Regions from separate parts of the Homo sapiens genome. Here regions 1 and 2 are each linked to region 3. Evidence: read pairs that join two places in POLR2A ChIA-PET (ENCODE). Cell type or tissue: GM12878. All regions are shown on one strand. Links, peaks and the distances in the headings refer to the core of each region. The heading gives the core; the rest is flanking DNA.

Evidence for each region. Peaks named below come from ENCODE experiments on the same cell type or tissue, not always from the same donor. Only the 100,000 strongest peaks of a DNase experiment are listed, where the experiment ranks them.
Region 1: POLR2A ChIA-PET joins it to region 3 with 7 read pairs; 11 of 35 experiments call an interaction of 5 or more read pairs at or near these places.
Region 2: POLR2A ChIA-PET joins it to region 3 with 6 read pairs; 1 of 35 experiments calls an interaction of 5 or more read pairs at or near these places.

What each region holds. Positions count from the first base shown.
Region 1 is chr12:68,613,333-68,620,207 of GRCh38, forward strand. All of the region lies in intron 1 of RAP1B (RAP1B, member of RAS oncogene family), which reads left to right. Among named protein-coding and RNA genes, the nearest start is that of RAP1B, 5.9 kb to the left of the region's middle. RefSeq lists an enhancer at 2,355-3,126. In GM12878, for the core only: no CTCF peak of the experiment used is centred there; no DNase peak of the experiment used is centred there; H3K4me3 peaks cover 1,185 bases; H3K27ac peaks cover 399 bases.
Region 2 is chr12:68,287,571-68,294,445 of GRCh38, forward strand. No RefSeq gene overlaps it. Among named protein-coding and RNA genes, the nearest start is that of IL22, 37 kb to the left of the region's middle. RefSeq lists a silencer at 2,882-2,941. In GM12878, for the core only: no CTCF peak of the experiment used is centred there; a DNase peak (open chromatin) is centred at 2,781.
Region 3 is chr12:68,478,457-68,485,331 of GRCh38, forward strand. No RefSeq gene overlaps it. Among named protein-coding and RNA genes, the nearest start is that of LINC02384, 30 kb to the left of the region's middle. In GM12878, for the core only: no CTCF peak of the experiment used is centred there; DNase peaks (open chromatin) are centred at 2,333, 3,185, 4,067 and 4,445; H3K4me3 peaks cover 719 bases; H3K27ac peaks cover 2,998 bases.

The DNA.
Region 1 (6,875 bases), core at 1,296-5,295, 140 kb after region 3:
GTGAGCCGAGACTGCACTACTGTACTGCAGCCTGGGTGACAGAGCTAGACCTGTCTTAAAAAAAAAAAAAAAAAAAGGAGATAAGAAAATGATTGCTCTGCTCTCTTTTACATTCTCCCCTCACCCACGACCGCGTGAAAGTCATCTCTCTTACCTTCTATGACACGCATTACTTCCTGCCTCCTGTTACCATTTTATATTATTTATTCCATTGAATTGTGAACTCCAACCACAAGATATATATTGTTTTGTATGCCTTAACGCACTGGCATGGTGCCTTGCAATAGACATTCAACACCAGTTAAATGTAAGTACCATGAGGGTAGGGACTTAATCCATTTCATTCTTCACAGTAATCTTCCTAGCGCGTTGCCTGGGCACAGTGTAGCGCGTTGCCTGGGCACAGTGTAATGGTTAGCGTTTGAATTTAGGGATTAATGGTAATGAACATTCAAAGAGAGGATATTTGAAGAGAACAGTGTAATCCTTTAAAAAGAAACATTTACATATTGGCTTTGGAATCCCTTTTACTTGACAAATTAATTTTCGTTTTATCCTCAATCCTTTTCAGAATTCCAATATTTTCTCTTAGCTGTATAAAGGTAAAGTGACCCCCTCCCATAATAAAGAGCTACCATGTAAGGAGGGTATAGCAAAGAATTAATTATTAAAATAACTAGATCCATTTTTGTAAGGATCCTTTCAATTGTATCTTCCTATCTAATTCAAGATTGGTGGAAGGTCTATGCAAAGATTGATAACATGGTAACTGATTAGACATGTTATTTTAAATGCAGTCCAAGATTTGGATGAAAAGCTCACGTTCAGGTTTTTTTTGCCTTTTGTTGTAGGTACTCGATAAATATTTATTGAGGTAGTGAAACTAATCTGAAATTGGATCTGATACAGAGAATTTGACCGATTTTACAAGGTGTCCATTTACTTTTTCCCCATAAGTATTGTTTAAATAGGCTGTTTTATTATCGACTATCACACAGATCTTACTGATTTGCCTCATTTCCTTAAAGATGTAAAATAACTGTGTTTCTCTGTATGTTTGTGTTGCTAAAGAGGAGGTTGGGTATTGATCTGCAGTTTCTAGATTTGACTGGCACTAGGAGTAATTTAGCATTTATGAATTAGCTATTTACTGCTGTTTTATAGCAGTGATGTCACGTGTTCACTCTATAGAAAAGTTAGGTAAAGATTGGTCTGTCTTAAACTTTCTGAGACATAGGTTGTGACTAAAAATATGCCCTGGGTTTTCTTCCCCCTCCTGTCATTATTGAGGACTCCATGGTCTAAGAGATTAGGCTGAAGTTTTTGTTAGCCTTTTCAAATTGAATTGAATTTTAGAACAAGTTAAGACATTTTGGCTGATGCAGTGATTCATTGTAACATTGGACAAAATTTTTAGTTCAGCCATCTGTAAACAGGAGTACTGTACCATGGCTCTGGAAGCTAGTGTTTTTCTGTGTTCATAGATTATTTTGCAATGGTATTGAAAGGTACTAATTGCCATTTGAGGTCTTAAGTTCTTTGTAAATCTCATAAGCACAGTGGAAGCAGTAGCTACAAAGAATAGATGAATTTATCCATTTGCAGTAAAAACTGATTTGTATGTAATCTGTTGTACTTTGAACCCAGTTGAGCACTGGATTCTAAAACAAGTCTCTTTGGTCGTGGAGAGTTTCTATTTTAAACAAGAAAAGTTATCAGGAACTTTTGTGCTGCCTTAAAAACATCACTTTTTAAAATTCACCAGCAACAAAAAATAGTATCACTTACATTCCGTATTTCATAACATTGGACTATTTATTCCTAATGTTGGTCAAATCAAGGGTACAGTAGCAACTGATTATTTAAGCAGTAATTTAGAAAGATTTTTTTTCCTTTGAATCAGTAGAGGGTCAAAATTTTTAAAACTTTCCAAAGAACCTTAAAACAGGAAAAAATGAAAATGTGGGGGAAATGTACCAGTTTTTTTTAATTTAAATTCCCTAAAATAAAAATATTTACAACATGAGTTACAGAATTTCCATCTGATTTTTATTGTACAGGAGGAGTATATTCTGTGATATCAGTATACAATTCAAAATACAAAAAATTACCTGGGCGTAGTGGGAGGTGCCTGTAATCCGAGCTGCTTGGGAGACTGAGGCAGGAGAATCGCTTGAACCTGGGAGGCGGAGGTTGCAGTGAGCCAAGATCGCTCCACTGCACTCCAACCTGGGCGACAGAGTGAGACTGTCAAAAAAAAAAAAATTACTTAGATTGTGTATGAGGTGCCTGCATACTAGAAATGTTCTTTTGAGTTACAAATCTGTCTCTCTGACCATAGAGAGTAATTATTTAATCTTGTGAGTTTGAGTTTTATATCAAACCATTTCCTAAAGCTTACTTGTAATTACTTTTACTTTATGTTTTTGTAGTTATACATGTGTATATATATACACATACATACACACACACATATACATATATCAGTGAGACCTTTTAAATTTTAGCTGAATTCTGGTTTCATAACTTGTGATTTTTTTTCCGGTACTGGGGGATTGAATGTTTTTAACTGTTGTGCAGATAGACTGAATAAAGGAAGTGAGCATCCATTAAAAACTCTAGTAAATAATTTGGATTTTTTTTTTTTTTGAGATGGAGTCCCACTCTGTCGCCCAGGCTGGAGTGCAGTGGCACGGTCTCCGCTCACTGCAAGCTCCGCCTCCAGGGTTCACGCCATTCACCTGCCTCAGCCTCCCGAGTAGCTGAGACTACAGGCGCCCGCCACCACACCTGGCTAATTTTTTGTGTTTTAGTAGAGACGGGGTTTCACTGTGTTAGCCAGGATGGTCTGGATCTCCTGACCTCGAGATCCACCTGCCTCGGCCTCCCAAAGTGCTGGGATTACAGGCGTGAGCCACTGTGCCCGGCCTTTGTTTTTTTGTTGTTGTTGTTTTGTTTTTTGTTTTTTTTGAGACAGAGTCTCGCTCTGTCAGTCAGGCTGGAGTGCAGTGGCACGATCTCAGTTCACCACAGCCTCCGCCTCCAGGGGTCAAGCAGTCCTCCAGTCTAAGCCTCCCGAGTAGCTGGGAATACTGTGCCTGGCTAATTTTTTTTTTTTTTTTTTTTTTTTTTGAGACGGAGTCTCTCTCTGTCCCCCAGGCTGGAGTGCAGTGGTGCAATCTCAGCTCACTGCAACCTCCGCCTCCAGGTTCAAGCAGATCTCCTGCCTTAGCTAGTACTACAGGCGCACACCACCGCACCCAGCTAAGTTTTGTATTTTTAGTAGAGAGGGGATTTCACCATATTGGTCAGGCTGGTCTCGAATTCCTGACCTCAGGTGATCCACCTGGCTTGGCCTCCCAAAGTGCTGGGATTACAGGCATGAGCCACCGCGCCCGGCCAGGTTTTGTATTTTTTGTAGAGACGTTTCGCCATGTTGCCCAAGCTCACCTCAAACTCGTGGGCTCAAGGGATCTGCCCATCTTGGCCTCCCAAGTGCTGGGATTATAGGCATGAGCCACTGTGCCTGGCCCAGCATTTCACTAAGTAACTTTATTTTAAAAATATACAGTGAACTGATTGCCGAAGTGGTGGATTGCCTCTACCTGTTTCCTTTTTCTTTGCCTTGTAGGAAGGGAAAAAGATGAAAGGAAACATGTTTTGTCTATTTAGTAGCAATTTTTGGTGAAAGCTTCTGGAAAGGAAATGGAAAATGCTGGGTAAAATGAAATTATAATTATCTGTGTATTCTAAAATTTATCCTCACATTAGAATATATTTTTCAAAGTTACTTTATACTAAATTCAGGGACTTTCTAAGTTCTCAGTTAATAGAACTGAAAGGGTATCAATAAAATAAGGACTATATATATAATCTATTTTTACTTAGTTTTTATGCGCCAAAAGGTATGTATGTTGCATCCAGCTGTTTGTTACCTTGTGTTTTAAAGTTGCAGTTAGAATGTGGAATCCTATTACTACATTGTGCCAACATATTTGTGGCTGATGCTTCTAAGTTATCCACAAGCTTCTCAATACAATAGCAAAATGCAGGAATTCCTCTGGAATCTTGAATTGAGGGATAGGATGAGATATATAACATATGTTATCTGTTGTTTTCTCCTACTGCTCTTGAAATTAACAAACTTGAGATAGTGTACTGATTTGTATTTATAAGATTGGCTGAGTTCAAATATGTCTTTTTGACGTTCTTACCAATGTTTAAAATATAGAAAAGTATAAAGAAGAAAATGAGTATCATCCGTAATGCCATCACTACAATGACTTTTTTAAAGCAAAATGTGTACTTTCCTTCTGAAGCTTTCCAACCTCCTTGCCTCCTCAGTGAGAATGATGACATACTGTTGTTAGAGTTGTTGAGGATCAAATGCAGTATTACTCATGAATGTTTCATAAACCATAAAATAATACAGTAATGTACTATTTTTTTTTTTGACAGCCTCACTCTGTCACCCAGGCTGGAGTGCAGTGGCACAAACTTGGCTCACTGCAGCTTCAACCTCCCAGATTCAAGCCATTCTCCAGCCTCAGCTCCCCAAGTAGCTGGGCCTACAGGCGCATGCCACCATGCCCAGCTAATTTTTGTATTTTTTGTAGAGACGGGGTCTCACCATGTTGCCCATGCTGGTCTGAACTCCTGAGCTCAAGTAATCTGCCCGCCTCCACCTCCCAAACTGCTAGGATTACAGGCATGAGCCACCATACCCAGCTGTATTAGTTCTTGTTCTATAAAGCTTTTTTTTTTTTTTTTTTTTTTTTTGAGGTGGAGTCTGTCGCCCAGGCTAGAATGCAGTGGCACAATCTTCGCTCAGTGCAACCTCTGCTCCCAGGTTCAAGCAATTCACCTGCCTCAGCCTCTCGAGTAGCTGGGATTACAGGCATGCGCCACCACGCCTGGCTAATTTTTTTTGTATTTTTCTTAGAGACGGGGCTTCACCATATTGGCCAGGCTGGTCTCGAACTCCTCACCTTGTGATCTGCCCGCCTCGGCCTCCCAAAGTGCTGGGATTGCAGGCGTGAGCCACCTTGCCTGGCCCTATAAAGCTTTTATTCTCCTATGGCATTGCTTAAGAATCCCATTAAAGTATGAATAAGGACTAATAAATAATTGTGAGTTTTGATTAGTGTAACAAATGAATTACCTAGATCAGTATTTTCAAGGTATGGTCCAAGGAATCCTGGAGGTCCCCTAGACATTTTTGGCGAGTCTACAAGTGCAAAACTATTTTTATAATACTGAGACATTCTTTGCCGTTTTCTTTGTAGTGACATTTGTACCTGTAGTATAAAAACAGTGGTGGATAAAACTTCTGGCGCTTTAGAATAAACCAGGTTAGAGTACTTCACTGTCCTAGTAATCATTGTATTATTCACTGCCATGCACTCAGATTTTTTTTTAAGTTTCACCTAAATGCTCTTGATGAAGAAGTAAAAAAATTTTAAACTAAATCTCTACCTTTGTACACATCTTTAATATACTGTAACAAAATGGGAAGTATGCTTAAAACACTGGCGAGGCCATGGACAGCAAGCCTCCCAGCACTTTGGGAGGCTAAGTCCAGCTTGGGCAATGTAGTGAGAGCCTGTCTCTCCTATTAAAAAAAAAAAAGTTAGTGTGGTCATGCACATCTACAGCTACTCTGGAGGCTGAGGTGGAAGGATCTCTTGAGCCCAGGAGTTGGAGGCTGCAGTTAGCTGTGATCGTGCCACTGCGCTTCAACCTGGGTGACAGAGCAAGACCCTGTCTCGAAAAACAAAACAAAAACACTTGGCAGCATACTGAAATATAATGGTTGTTTCTAGGGAAAGTATTTGTGTGATTGAGTCACACGCTGAATCAATCTTCATATAATGCCATTTTTGCTTAAAAGAATGCCAGACTTGGGCATTAGGCTGACATTTTCTTGAAAACAGTGAGGCTTTGCTTTAGGGAAAATAGTGGTAGTATTTATGGTCGATGATAAAGTTCCTAGATTTTAAGCAAAAATTTTAGAAAGCTTGTATCAGCTGCTGTAAGTATATAATGAAATCTGTCATTATTTGATTATCTGCATAACTGAGTCAGTATTTCCAAATGATCAATGCATAGTATTATAAAAATCATACATGGGTAAGAAATCTTTACAAAGTGTCAGCTAGACCAATGGATTTTAATGTTATAGAGAACATAAAAGTTTATCAATAAGGTATCCTGTTCCATATTGCAACCAATTGCTGAGCTTTGGTGTAGTGTCAAAGACCAGTATCCAGATTTATCTGAAAATGCTATTAAAATATTCCCAACTGTCTAATGTATTTTGTATTACTTATTTTTCCATGCTTTGCTCTCAGTGTTTAATGTCTTCTTTGATTTATTTTGTTTATATTTTTGTTGGAAACAGGAATGGGAGCCATAGATAAATGTGAAGCAATGTTTTCATGTGCTTTATCTTAAAATCTCCTATTAATATATAATCAGTTTAACTTCTTTGTAGTCTTCTCTGTGCATTCCATTCAACTTTTGGTCTTGGTAATGGATTAGATAATAGTTATTTTTAAGCCTATTTTTGGTTTTAATATTTGTTTTGTATACCTGACTGCTCATCTATAGACAGAATTCCCTTGTGTCCAAAGTCTAACATAATCCTTAAGTAGATTTTTAGTAGTTGACTTTCTCAGTTTTAAAATATTTGATAACTTTTCCATAGTAAAGCTGTAAGTTTCAAGTTTAGTAATGTCTTTTTGACCTGAGAATTTGGTGTGTTGTCTTACCTTAAGTAGACACTTTTCAAAAACACACCTGTAGAATGATCCTTTTTTTACCTTTCAGGAGAATGCTGTTTCTTGGTGGTGGTGGTTTTTTTATTTTTTTATTTT
Region 2 (6,875 bases), core at 1,129-5,128, 190 kb before region 3:
AGACAGTTTTAATTAGTGAATGAAAATAACCACTAAATCTGTATAATAAGGAGGGTCATCAGATATTTTTCTAGAAGCTTCTCTAATACAAAATATTCACTGTTTCTGAGTTTTATTTTTATTATTATTTAAGTAGTGACTGAAGAGCTGTATATGTTGATGTATGTCTCTACTATTCTGTATTTTTATATGTCTTCAAATTATTAAAATAAATCTGAATAAAATTTTTTGGGTCCCCACATTTTGATTCTGACTGATAAAAGAAACTGACATGTTGTTAGTGTATTGATCCATAATATTTTTAAAGTCTTGGCAGCAAAAGAACAAAGCTGGAGGCATCACACTACCTGACTTCAAACTATACTACAAGTCTACAGTAACCAAAACAGCATGTTACTGGTACCAAAACAGAGATATAGACCAATGGAACAGAACAGAGCCCTCAGAAATAATACCACACATCTACAACCATCTGATCTTTGACAAACATGACAAAAACAAGAAATAGGGAAAGGATTCCCTGTTTAATAAATGGTGCTGGGAAAACTGGCTAGCCATATGTAGAAAGCTGAAACGGGATCCCTTCTTTATACATTATATGAAAATTAATTCAAGATGGACTAAAGACTTAAATGTTGGACCCAAAACCATAAAAACCCTACAAGAAAACCTAGGCATTACCATTCAGGACATAGGCATAGGCAAGGACTTCATGTCTAAAACACCAAAAGCAATGGCAACAAAAGCCAGAATTGACAAATGGGATCTAATTAAACTAAAGAGCTTCTGCACAGCAAAAGAAACTACCATCAGAGTGAACAGGCAACCTACAGAATGGGAGAAAATTTTTGCAATCTACTCATCTGACAAAGGGCTAATATCCAGAATCTACAATGAACTCAAACAAATTTACAAGAAGAAAAAAACCCCAACAAAAAGTGGGCGAAGGATATGAACAGACACTTCTCAAAAGAAGACATTTATGCAGCCAACAGACACATGAAAAAATGCTCATCATCACTGGCCATCAAAGAAATGCAAATCAAAACCACAGTGAGATACCATCTCACACCAGTTAGAACGACAATCATTAAAAAGTCAGGAAATAACAGGTGCTGGAGAGGATGTGGAGAAATAGGAACACTTTTACACTGTTGGTGGGACTGTAAACTAGTTCAACCATTGTGGAAGACAGTGTGGTGATTCCTCAAGGATCTAGAACTAGAAATACCATTTGACCCAGCCATCCCATTACTGTGTATATACCCAAAGGATTATAAATCATGCTGCTATAAAGACACATGCACATGTATGTTTATAGCGGCACTATTCACAATAGCAAAGACTTGGAACCAACCCAACTGTCCAACAATGATAGACTGGATTAAGAAAATGTGGCACATATACACCATGGAATACTATGTAGCCATAAAAAAGGATGAGTTCATGTCCTTTGTAGGGACATGGATGAAGCTGGAAACCATCATTCTCAGCAAACTATCACAAGGACAAAAAACCAAACACCACACGTTCTTACTCATAGGTGGGAATTGAACAATGAGAACACTTGGACACAGGAAGGGGAACATCACACACCAGGGCCTGTTGTGGGGTGGGGGGAGCGGGGAGGGATAGCATTAGGAGATATACCTAATGTAAATGACGAGTTAATGGGTGCAGGACACCAACATGGCACAAATATACACATGTAACAAACCTGCACATTGTGCACATGTAGCCTAGAACTTAAAGTATAATAAAAAAATTAAAAATAAAAAATAAACAAAAAGTCTTGGCAGCAACGATTCATAGTAATTTATTTATTTATTTATTTACTTACTTATTTATTTTTGAGATGGAGTCTTGCCCTGTCGCCCAGGCTGGAGTGCAATGGTGCTATCTCAGCTCACTGCAACCTCTGCCTCCCGGGTTCAAACAACTTTCCTGTCTCAGCCTCCCGAGTAGCTGGGATTACAGGCACCCGCCACCACACCCAGCTAATTTTTGTATTTGTAGTAGAGATGGGGGTTTCACCATGTTGGCCAGGCTGGTCTCGAACTCCTGATCTCGTGATCCACCCACCTAGGCCTCCCAAAGTGCTGGGAATTACAGGCGTGAGCCACCGCACCTGGCCGGTAATTGATTTAAATGATCATGCTAGGGTATTTGTTAGTGCCAGGTATATGTTTTCAAATTAGTAAAGCACTTCGGATGTTTCATCTTTGCAAAATTACAAGTTAAACTTCATATTACTCGTTCCTTGTGGAACCAAAATTTAGTATTGCCATACAACCTATTTTCGATTTTCTTTTGGTTTCCCCAGAACCTTAACTGTTTTGACCTGAATAGTTTTTTGACAGGAACATTGAATGCTAAGGTACTCACTGTGGGCAAATTTTTCCTGAGATGCCCAAACTCTGACTATCATTGAAGTTATGAGTGTAAAGTGCCTGCATCTTCCCATAATGTGTGGCATTTGGGTTAGTTTATATTTTCTTCTTAAAATTACAAAACTGAGTTTAATTTAATTCACCTTATTCAAAAAAAACTTGCAGCAAACATAGGAAATCTTTGATATTGGGCACGCATTCATTCAGGGACCAACCTTGACTATCTTTCCTTTCATCAGTAATTATCGTGGGTACTTTATCTCTGCATTTCCTGACTCAAAGCTGATAACATCTCCAATTCATGGTTACGCTAATATAGTTTGCATTTATCAGGTAATTAGTTCCACCTTCTAGAGTAGCTGAGTCACAACACTGTAGTCAGTCTTTTTTCGCTTTACCACATAACGGAAATAGACAAATCATTTCAGCACCCCTACCTGAAACTGCCTCTGGGTAAGCTGAATGTAGGTCACAACTGATAGGTCTGTGATGAGAGGCCACGATTTCAGGGTACCCTGTCACCTGCTTATTAGATTTAACCTTAGCCTCTCTAAAACAAGGCTTTTTTTCTTGTTGTTTTAATGAAAATTTGCCGACATAATAAAACTAAACATTTTGAAGTGAATAACATTTAAATAGCATATATGAAAACTTCACAGACCTTATGCCATTTAATCTGAAAACTAAATTGGTGAGTGATCTTAATCTGCAAGATGAGGAATACAAGCTCAAAGTTCAATTGGCTTGCTCAAGGTGGAGTTAGGACTAGAACATAGGCTACTATAACCCCAAAGCCAGTTGTTCCCAAACTACCTATGAGAATCTGGAAGATTACACATATAGATTCCTAGGCCGTCTCTGCATAGTCTCCCTCTGTAAGTCTATTGTTATTTGTGGCTTGTTTTTATTTTCTAGGTGGACTTCAGCCAAGAAAATAAACTAAACCAAACCATTTGTATAAGCCAAGGAATATGTAAGTGGTATAATAAATATTAAAGCAGCTTATCTTGAGCTGGCTTTCTGAAGTAGATTGTTTTCTCTGTCAGGCAAGTGATATGGAAAGTTTAGGAGAGACTGAGGCAGTAGCTAGTGATGGGCTTGTAAACCGCCTCCCAGTAAATGGGAGAAGCCCTAATTTATGGCATCTGTTGATTTCAGTGGTGTAAATACTCCCACCATGGCCAATTTCTAACTACTGATAACTTTAACAACTTGCTCACAACATTCTTATTTAATGATTGGCCCATGAGTTAGCTCCAGCATAATACTGGCATGTAGACTGTATAGGGGAGAAACTGAACAATTTCCCAGCATTATCTAAATTGTCCATTATGTGGTCTGAATTGGTGTAAACTCCCCAAACATTACTCTACCTGTTGGCCTCATGTTCTGATTTCCAAAGGTGGCTTAGTGTCCCCCAAGTCCTCATTTCTCAATTTCCAGATATGCTTTATATGGATATAGGGCAGAATGAAACTACGGATGGAGACTAGTGGGTAGAGCACTTCGTAGAAGAGAAATGGATGCCATCTTTAAGATGACTCATCCTTTGCTCTTACCTGCCACATGGCAGGAGTCACAGGATGGGGAGCTGCCTCCTGTATAAGAGCCTCAGGGTGGGAATGAAACATGACATATGATTTAAAGAAGCTTGGCTCTAAGCCTGAGAGCAAAGGGCTGGGTCTTTCTGTGCCTCCACTTGCCATGGGAGAAAGACACGTATGGTTAGATTGCAGAGTCAACATTAGCAAGAAAGTTCATCAGCACGGAGCTGAAGAGATCAGTAGCCTGCTTTTAGTCCATGAGTCAAGCTCATGGGGCAAGTTGGCTTCTCAGAGACCCCATGTGACCAGACCCATTGGTGCACAACCCTAGCTAGTCCAATGACATAGACTGTTGTTTGGCCTGGAGTAATCTCTATCAGCAGAATCACCTTGGGAAACTGAGTAATGGTGGTTTGACAGACTGGGCCCTGAGCACACTAACATGACTACCACTTTCAGATGTAAAAGTACCAAAAACATATTCCAAAACCAAATAGAAATAATTCTGGGATCATCTACCATTTTACATTATTTGTTCCTTTGGTAAACTTCCAGAAGTCAGGATATTTTCTGGATGTCTGATATGTGCATGCACAATTAAAACAAAAATATATAATCCATCCTTGAGCTCCCTAAGTAGCCAACTTCAACACTTCTCTACTTAAGGACAAGCTTGTTTTGAATATTAATTTGCTTTCATTCTGGTTGAATCCATTTGTACAATAATTCAATGCTCACATATTCTTTTTCCCGACTAGAAAAGGTAGTCATTTATCTTCCAAGAAGGCAAAGTAGAAAATTAACTCCCAAATGAATCAACCAGAGAGAGAACTGAATCACAGTGGGACTTGCAATTTTAGCATACACACTTCAAAGGAGTTAGTGTGGGTGGATTTCGAGTAAGGAGGCCTAGATTTAATTCACCAGCCTTCAGATCTTGGGCCAGTTATTTCATCTAAGTCGGTCTTCCCATCTGTAAAATGATATTTATGCTTAAATCTCATGGTAACATTTCCTCCTATGTACCAAGCATATTTATCATGTTATTTATCCTTAATCGTCACAACTATCCTTCAAGGTTTAATTTTGAGTTCAGAATTCCATGGGGATCCAGAGATGAGACCAGAAATTAACATGCGAAACCTCCCATGTATGTGTTTTGGTGCATTTTTATAAGGGCTCTCAAACACGGATACACTGAGAATCTCAACACCTGGGGTGAAGATGGGGGAGGGGCAGAGAAAAAAGCAGGTAGGTGTATGCATTTTAGAAAAACCACTCGTTGCAGTTCTGCGGTTGGCTCCCCAGTGTGGCTTGTGAGATATTAATTTAGACGAAAAGATCAAGCTACCAGTTTATAATATTTATTTGAGTATATACTGTATACTCAAAGCAGAAGTTATATTCAAGATGAATAAAAATTGAATTACCTGGATATTCTGCAGAGAAATGAAAGCATATATCTACACAAAGACTTGCACACCAATACTGATAGCAGTTTTATTCATTATAATCCCGAACTGAAAACAACCCCAAAGTCCACCAGCAAGTGAATAAAGAGGCAACATGCGCACCAAAACATGGATGACTCTCAAAAATATTATGCTAAGTAAAAGCCAGGCATAAAGGATGGCTCCATTTATATAAAATTCCTGTAAACTAATTTATACCAACAGAATGCAGATTATTGGTTGCCTTGGGGACCAGGGGTGGAAGGACAGACTGACTGCAAAAGAATATGAAGAAACTTTTGGGGTGATGGAAACATAATGTATCATGATTGTGGTGTTAGTTTCACAGATGTGTACATCTATTCAAACTCACTGAGCTCTAATTTTTTTAACAACTGCAGTTTAAAGTATGCCTTAATAAAACTAATAAAAATTTGAATTAGCAATCCCAGCTCCTGAATACTAGCAAATCTCAAGGGGCAGTTGTCATGTAACTAAGACTACTCACCAACCCAAATGCATGTCTTCTGAGTTACCCTTAGTATGAGCAATTAAAACACTACTGGGCCCTCAACACTATTCTCTCCCCTGAGTCACTGAATAGGGTTTTTAACAGAAGCAGTCAATAACTGCAGAGCTAAATTGTTGCATAGAGACTGGGTTCATGACCTTGTCCCCATGAGAACTATATCCTAATCCTTCTAACACCTGATAGATCAAGTTCATGTGGTTTGATTCACTCCAGTGGGTGTACCCAGATTTTACATCTACAGCTTAGATAAAATAGACTGAGTTATGCAAAATTCCCTGCAAGCTAGCTCTAATTCCCTTCTTTACCATACATCAGTGGTCAGCCATTGAAAACTCTGTCCTAACCAACTAGACTAACCAACCTTTGAGGAAGAGGAAAATATGTATCTAGAGAGGTAAGTTCCAAACCTATTTTACAATTAACATGCCTCAGTTCAGATATGTATAGAAGCCAATTTGTGTTCTAAAGTCCACTTATACTGTAATTTCAAACTTTTATTTTCATATTTAATGCCTTAGTAGCCTTTAATGAACAAACTAGTTTAAAGGTCAGTGGAAGATAGGCAAATATTTGTATGCCTACAGTTCTTTAAAACTTCATGATAATGTAAGATCTTTAACAAACTTATTGTGAACCAACGATTTGCAAATGCACTTTTGACCAATTATCACTTTAGAACAGATTGTTCACTTGTTTTCTAACCAATAAGCATGAATATTCTGTATATTTTAGCTTCAGTACTTTCTATGTATTACTGTAAAGATTTTATGTAATATAGTTGTAAAATCCATATTTTTTAGAAACTTAAATTTATCATGATTTGCAAGATAAACAGTATGACAACAGAACATGTCCCATGAGTGAAGAAATATATTTAAAAAGTTTTGTGTTAAATTTCTGTAAATGAGTCTGCCTTGGAAATTCTTTGTCCCACATTTGTGCGAAAATATCACAGACT
Region 3 (6,875 bases), core at 1,125-5,124:
CAAATCCAGGATCAAAAAAAAAAAAAAAATGGAGAGGAACCCCTTAAAACTTGAAAGGTTGTGTGGTGGATGGAAAATGCATGGCCTATAAGATAGGCACAATTGAGTCTAAACCCAAGATCTGGCTGCATGTATGACCTTGGACAAGCTACCAAATGACTACGAACTAGTACCTGTATGTAAAATTCTGATAAGGTGCCTGCATCACAAGTTTGTTATGAAGACAGTGCACATACCAAGCACACAGCAAACATTTTTTCTCTTTCTGTGGTGAGAAAAATATTGGGATAAATAAAAGGAAGTTCTAAACCAGAAGGCAAGCTTAGGCAAGTTTTGTTATAGGATGGGGAAAGAATCAGGTGAATTAACAGAGGCAGAAAATATATATTATCTTATATTCTTTCTGCATTTTACAATCTTCAAACTGTTTTCACTGATGTAATCTCCTTTGACCTTCACAAACTATCTTGTGAAGTAAGAAAGGTAAGTAAAATGAAACCCATTTTACAGATGAGGAAACTGAGGATGGGGATTTTTTTAAGTCCCCTAAAACAGGTTCCATGATTTTTCCACCAATCCAGAGGGCCTCTTCATAGAATTCAAGTCACTTCTCAGAAAAGCTTAGTCACTTAGGAGAGAGCCTCTGTGGGTGATTAGCAAAGATGTCTGAGGAGTTAGTATGTAAGTAGAGTCAAGAACCACCAAGCTTTCTCAGCACACCTCTTAGGCCTGTTATGAAAAGATTCAACTGGATGAGCCCTGGGTCTGACTCTCTGGAGCAAGTCTCTCAGTCCTCTGCTTGCTTTCCTTAACTGGGCATGAATGCAGTCTATCAGTGAGGCGTGCCCATGGCGATTTTCTTTCTGCCTCTGGTTTTTGAAAAGCATCTAGTTATGCATTCCCGAGGGTGGAGGGCAGACTGGGGAATCCTGGGTCTTCAGTCACAATAATGCCAGTTACCAGAAACAGCTAAACCAAATTTATAACATATGTTTCCATAGCCTCAAATATCCACCATTTGTCCCATGACCTTCTCTCTTTAAACAAATGCCAAACAAGGAGATTCAATTATTCAGTCAGTCTAAAAGGAATTGGTTTATGCTGAAATCCAGTGCTGAGTTTATATAATTTTACACAATGGGTCACACTGAAAGCTTTATGCAAGCTTGTAGCTGCAGCTAAGAAAGATTCCTAGCTTTCTTTATAGCTGAATTATTATCTAGGTAGAATCAATCCTCAAAGGAGAAAGCTAATTACATCACACCAGTTTTTGAAATGAAAAACGACAGAGAAATAACATTCATTCATCCATTCAATAAATATTTATTGTGTTCCTTTGAAGTGGCAGGCACCATACAAGGTATTAGAAATACAAAATGGAAAAGAAATAGTTCTTGGTCTCAGGAGTTCAGGGCTTTGTGTACAGATAGACACTGAACAGTCTGAGTCATTTAAAACACAATGTGATAAATATTATAATGGAAATAATTACAAGGTGCAGTGGGAATCCAGGCTGCATAATTCCTAAGTGTTACTAGGAGAAATCACTTCAGCAATAAGGATGACCAACTCAACCTAATTTTCCTGGGACTTTCCTTATTTTACCACTGATGCTCCCATGCCTGGGAAATCCCTCAGCAAACCAGGATGGTTGGTCATCCTACCTGCAATGCTAAACAAACAAATAAAAGTTATGTTTCTGTCTGCAAAAGACCACGTTCATTCCCAGAGGCACATGGGATCAGAATGACTTCATTAGAATGAGAATTCAGTAGCTGATGGAAAAAACGGATCTTTCATGGCTCTGCCAGACACAAAGGAAGAGTCAGCCTGATGTGTTAGAGAGAAGCTGTACATGGTTTCCCTGCCCTTGCCTAGAGTCTTGGGATAGCTATTTAACCTCTATGAGAATTTGTCTGTTTATCGGTAAAATTACACTAAATATTGTAGTAGTCAGAATAAGTCAGGTTATGCTGCTGAATCTTACTGGCTATAAAATTAAGTTTATTTGCATTACAGTTCAGCTGGAGTGTGCTGCTCATCTCACTCTAGGAGCTCAGCAGACAGAGCAGCCACCATCTCAAAGATTGTCTGTCCCCAGGGCACAGGGAAAAAAAAAAAAACATTCTTCCTGCCTCAGGTAATGGTTTTCTTTTCATCCACCAGCAATCCCTAAACCAACACCACATGGTGGTAGGCTTTTTTGTTGCAGCAGCATAACCTGGCCTATTCTGACTGATGGGGATAACTTAAAGTGTAGATGTGAGACTTAGAGGAAGTAAGAGAGTGAAGACTGCTTGGTAAACCCCTTAAGGGCTGATATGAATGTTTGAAAACATGCTTGTGAACACTTACCTGTCATCTAAGATTATTCATATAAAAACTATCTTGTTTAGGCTGGTTGAGGTGGCTCATGCCTGTAATTCTAGCACTTTGGGAGACTGAGATGGGTGGATTGCTTGAGGCCAGGAGTTCAAGACCGGCCTGTCCAACATGGCAAAACCCCGTCTCTACTAAAAATACAAAAATTAGCTGGATGCAGTGGCAGGTGCCTGTAATCCCAGCTACTCCTGCCAAGGCAGGAGAATCACTTGAACCTGGGAGGCGGAGGTTGCAGTGAGCCAAGTTCGTGTCACTGCACTCCAGCATGGGCAACAGAGGGGGACTCTGTCTCAAAAACAAAACAAAAAAAACCTACCTTGTTTAAAAACCAAGTTAGTGTTGAGGTTAGGGTTAGGCTGCTAAGGAGTCAGCATTCCTGGTTTGACCTTTCTACCAACTAGTTAAGTTTTTCACAAAGAATCACCTTTTCCACTGCTAAAGACTGCAGCCTTGGTCCCACCCAGTTATTCTTCAGACAAATAATGAGCAGCTGATCCCAGGGCCAGAAAGTGCAGTTGGCAAAGTGATGCCCTTCCCTGCTACCGAAAAAACAACCCCACGCTACACCATTCTCATGTTTTTAAAATGGACTTTTAAAAGCCCCTGGATCATTTGGAACATATTTCCCATGAGTTTTAAAACATTTTAACTCTTTTCCCCTCCATTTCATCATGAGCTTCCCGTTGGTGCTAAAGATAGTCATAAACAAACTCTGTGGTCTGTCTCTCAAAAAAGAAACATATGCAAATTCCAATTATCATCACTTTTTTCTGAGAATGGAAGAGCTCTGCTTCCTAGAGTGTAATGTTCATTTGCAAATTGCCTTTTGACAGGCGAAAATGGCACATTTGAACTAATGGCCTCTCCTTTTTAGAAACCATTCAAAAGAATTGGGTCGATAGATGTAACATCTGATTACAGAGTGAGTAGCAAGAAGGGGATTTTACCAGGGATCATTGAGCAAGAGTCTCAACATGGCCGAACTTTTTTTACAACTGAAGTCATCCATTAAACTCTAATGAACATGTGCATAACACATTTCCTGTGTAATCGAGACATCAAAAATTTCTGCCCTTTTAGTTAAGTGAAATGAAATGTTTCTCTTAAGTCTGATGAATAAATAGGTTCTTTTAAAAAAAATCCATAAAAGTTTAATTCTGTTTAGGCAATTCCCATTATGAACTTGCTTAAAAATGAGTTGTCTGTCCTACAGCATTTTATAGTGAATGATTTCCTCCTCTGATGAACACAGCAATTACTTAGCTGCGTTCTTAGATATTAAAGCACATTCTCTAGAGTTCAATTTTGGTTAGTTTCATTCCTGATGACATTGGGAATGAAATTTCAGCATAATCTCATGAGGATCCATGGACAGGAAATTGTCCAACAACAAAACTCCAGGGAGGCAGTAAGAGACCAGCTTGCATCTGAAGTTGAAGATGTTGGATGATAGGAGCCTAGAAATCAGCATAGAGGAAGGGACTCCTGGGGATAGCAGAAGAGTCTCCCAGGCAGCCCTCATCTTGGGAAATAATTACCTTTTCCTACCAAAATCCTTAGTGGGTTATTAAGTCCCTCCTTTGTTCGTGGGCAGAGGGCCTTTACAGACTTCAGGCAGTGGGGATTCTAGAAGAGACGTTTTACAGATGGTATCCTCAGAACTCACTCCAAGTATAGGGGACTACAGAACCACATTGCCTGCACTGCACAAAACAGAAACAGAAAAATAATTCAAATTTCCCAATCCAGGAGCCTAAGATCCCTAAGGTTCCATGAAGAGGTTTAGGGGAATCAGAAACTATACTTAAGATTCTCCCCAAAAAACTCATTCACCTGGAGGTTTTGACTTGTCTGGGGGAGTGTGGGGGTTAAAAAAAAATCAAAGATGACAATTCACACCAAAAAACAAATAACAACACACAAGAAACTCACAGCTGTGTTCAAGTGGGAACGCCAGTACTGTTTTAGGAGGAAAGAGGACAAAGGCAACAAACCAACATCTGCTTGCTTGCTATCTGGTACATCACCAAGGTGACAGCAGCTGGGTACAAATCAACTGCTCTTTCTCTTTTGCTAGCCACAAAGCTGCTCACTGTGGCTAGGCTGAGCTTGTCAGGACACATTCATGTGTGATCTAATACACACTAAACACTTAATAAGCAAATCTGAACACATCTCTAGAAGCCCCATGCAAAGAAAAGACACTCCCAAAGAGAGATCAGTCCCAAGAGCTCAACAATTCAAGATTTTACCAAAAGATACCCTGTTACCTCCTAAATTGCCAATTGCTTCTCAAAATTTTACTGCAAAAGGGAAATCATGACAAGAATTCTTAGGGTGGTGGGGGAGAAAAAGCTACTTTTCCTAGTCATTAGTACAGTGTGCCTTGTTAATTAGGTATCTTTATATACATTAGAAAAAGTACTTTACTTGCATGTTCTCATAAAATGAATTCTGAGTATAGCAGAATCATGTTAGATCTGTTCAGATATAAATTTTTACAGCTATATAAAACAGCCTATGTGTACTTTTTTGCCATTTTTAAACATGATTTTTTCATAAGAAAAATAAAGATTACACTACATGTGATGTATATGTAATGGATTATTATGCCAATAATTTTGGTCTTTAACATACTTCTTATTCATTAGGAGCAGATGGGGGTACCCAAGATTTCATATTAGGACTTTCTGTCCTGAATTTTGATTGAGCAAAATCTGGAAAATGTGAAAGCCTATTTAGATTTTTATATATTCTCTGAAATGTGATTTCCCAAGATTCTTACATTTGACCCTCTTGCAATAATTTTGAATGAGATCTCCCAACTCGCTTCAGAGAATAGTTTTCACAGATATCTTTAGGCCTTCATTAGAAAGTATTTTCCCCCTGTTGGTACATTTGGTGACCTCATTTTGCTGTTTGTTTCAGATTATGAATGCTCACAAGGATGTCTGTAGAATCATTTGCTGAGTCATTTCCTCAAATCATATTCCATTATATCAGTTAACATATAGTTTTAAATGCACATATTACAAATATCTGTAACCAAATCATCTGAAGGCTTCATAAATTTTTAACAAAGTTTGTCCATTTTTAATGAAAGTTACTAGTAATGCTTTACTAAGCAGTGCAATGAATTTTTTATTTTCAATCCTTGTGCCCGATTTTGGAGTTGAGGGGGTTGTTGGTAATAAATGCATGACGTATACTTTAAAAAATATTATCCCCTTACTTGTTGATTCCTTCAATAAGTGTTTCTCAAAGGCCTATGATGTATGAGGTACTCTGCTAGGTCCTGGAATTAATCAGCAAATGAGACAGTCATACTGCCTGACCAAACATGAAGCTCACATCTGGAATTATACAACTACTTTCAAAATTAATTATTTAATTAAAAGTGTGGTAAATGGTGCAAGAGAGAAATATAAGATATTAGAAGAGCACATACCAGGGGATATGACCCTGTCTGAAATTCATGGAAGGCTGCTCTGAGGATGTGCTGTAGAAATGGAGAGCCACGGAAGGATGAGTTAAAGCTAACTAGGCAAAATTGTGAAGAACATTACAGACCTAAAGAACAAGAAATGCCATTGTCAATGAGCTGTTGGTGACAATGGCGGTTTTGTAGAATAGAAAGGGGGGAAAGGTGGGGAAAAGATTGAGAAATCGGATGGTTGCCGTGTCGGTGTAGAAAGAGGTAGACATGGGAGACTTTTCATTTTGTTCTGTACTAAGAAAAATTCTTCTGCCTTGGGATCCTGTTGATCGGTGACCTTACCCCCAACCCTGTGCTCTCTGAAACATGTGCTGTATCCACTCAGGGTTGAATGGATTAAGGGCGGTGCAAGATGTGCTTTGTTAAACAGATGCTTGAAGGCAGCATGCTCCTTAAGAGTCATCACCACTCCCTAATCTCAAGTACGCAGGGACACAAACATTGCGGAAGGCCGCAGGGTCCTCTGCCTAGGAAAACCAGAGACCTTTGTTCACTTGTTTATCTGCTGACCTTCCCTCCACTATTGTCCTGTGACCCTGCCAAATCCCCCTCTGCGAGAAACACCCAAGAATGATCAATAAAAAAAAAAAAAAAACAAAGAACAAGAAATGCAAAGGCCCTCAGGTGAAAAGAAGAATGGCACTCTCAAGGAACAAAGACAAATCAAAGAAAGCTAGGTGCTGGAGCACAGGTGATGAGCCGGTGAAGAAAGGAGAAGACCGAGAAGGTTGGAGAAGACCGAGAAGGTTGCCAAAGTTTGGGAGCTGGGGGAGGGGAAATGGTTGCCTATTAAATTTTACAGGTAATTTAAGTTGTATTAATTGTCATCAAATAACAAATCCAACTATACAAATAACTATAAAAGACTCTATGGAGGGCTCCCTTTTCCACCTACCCTTTGCTTCAGTCTCATTTTAGAGGTAAGCACTATGAACAGCTTCTGCAAGAAGCTGGGAGCTTAAAATGGCTATCAGTGATAAAGGAATCAGGGCCAGAT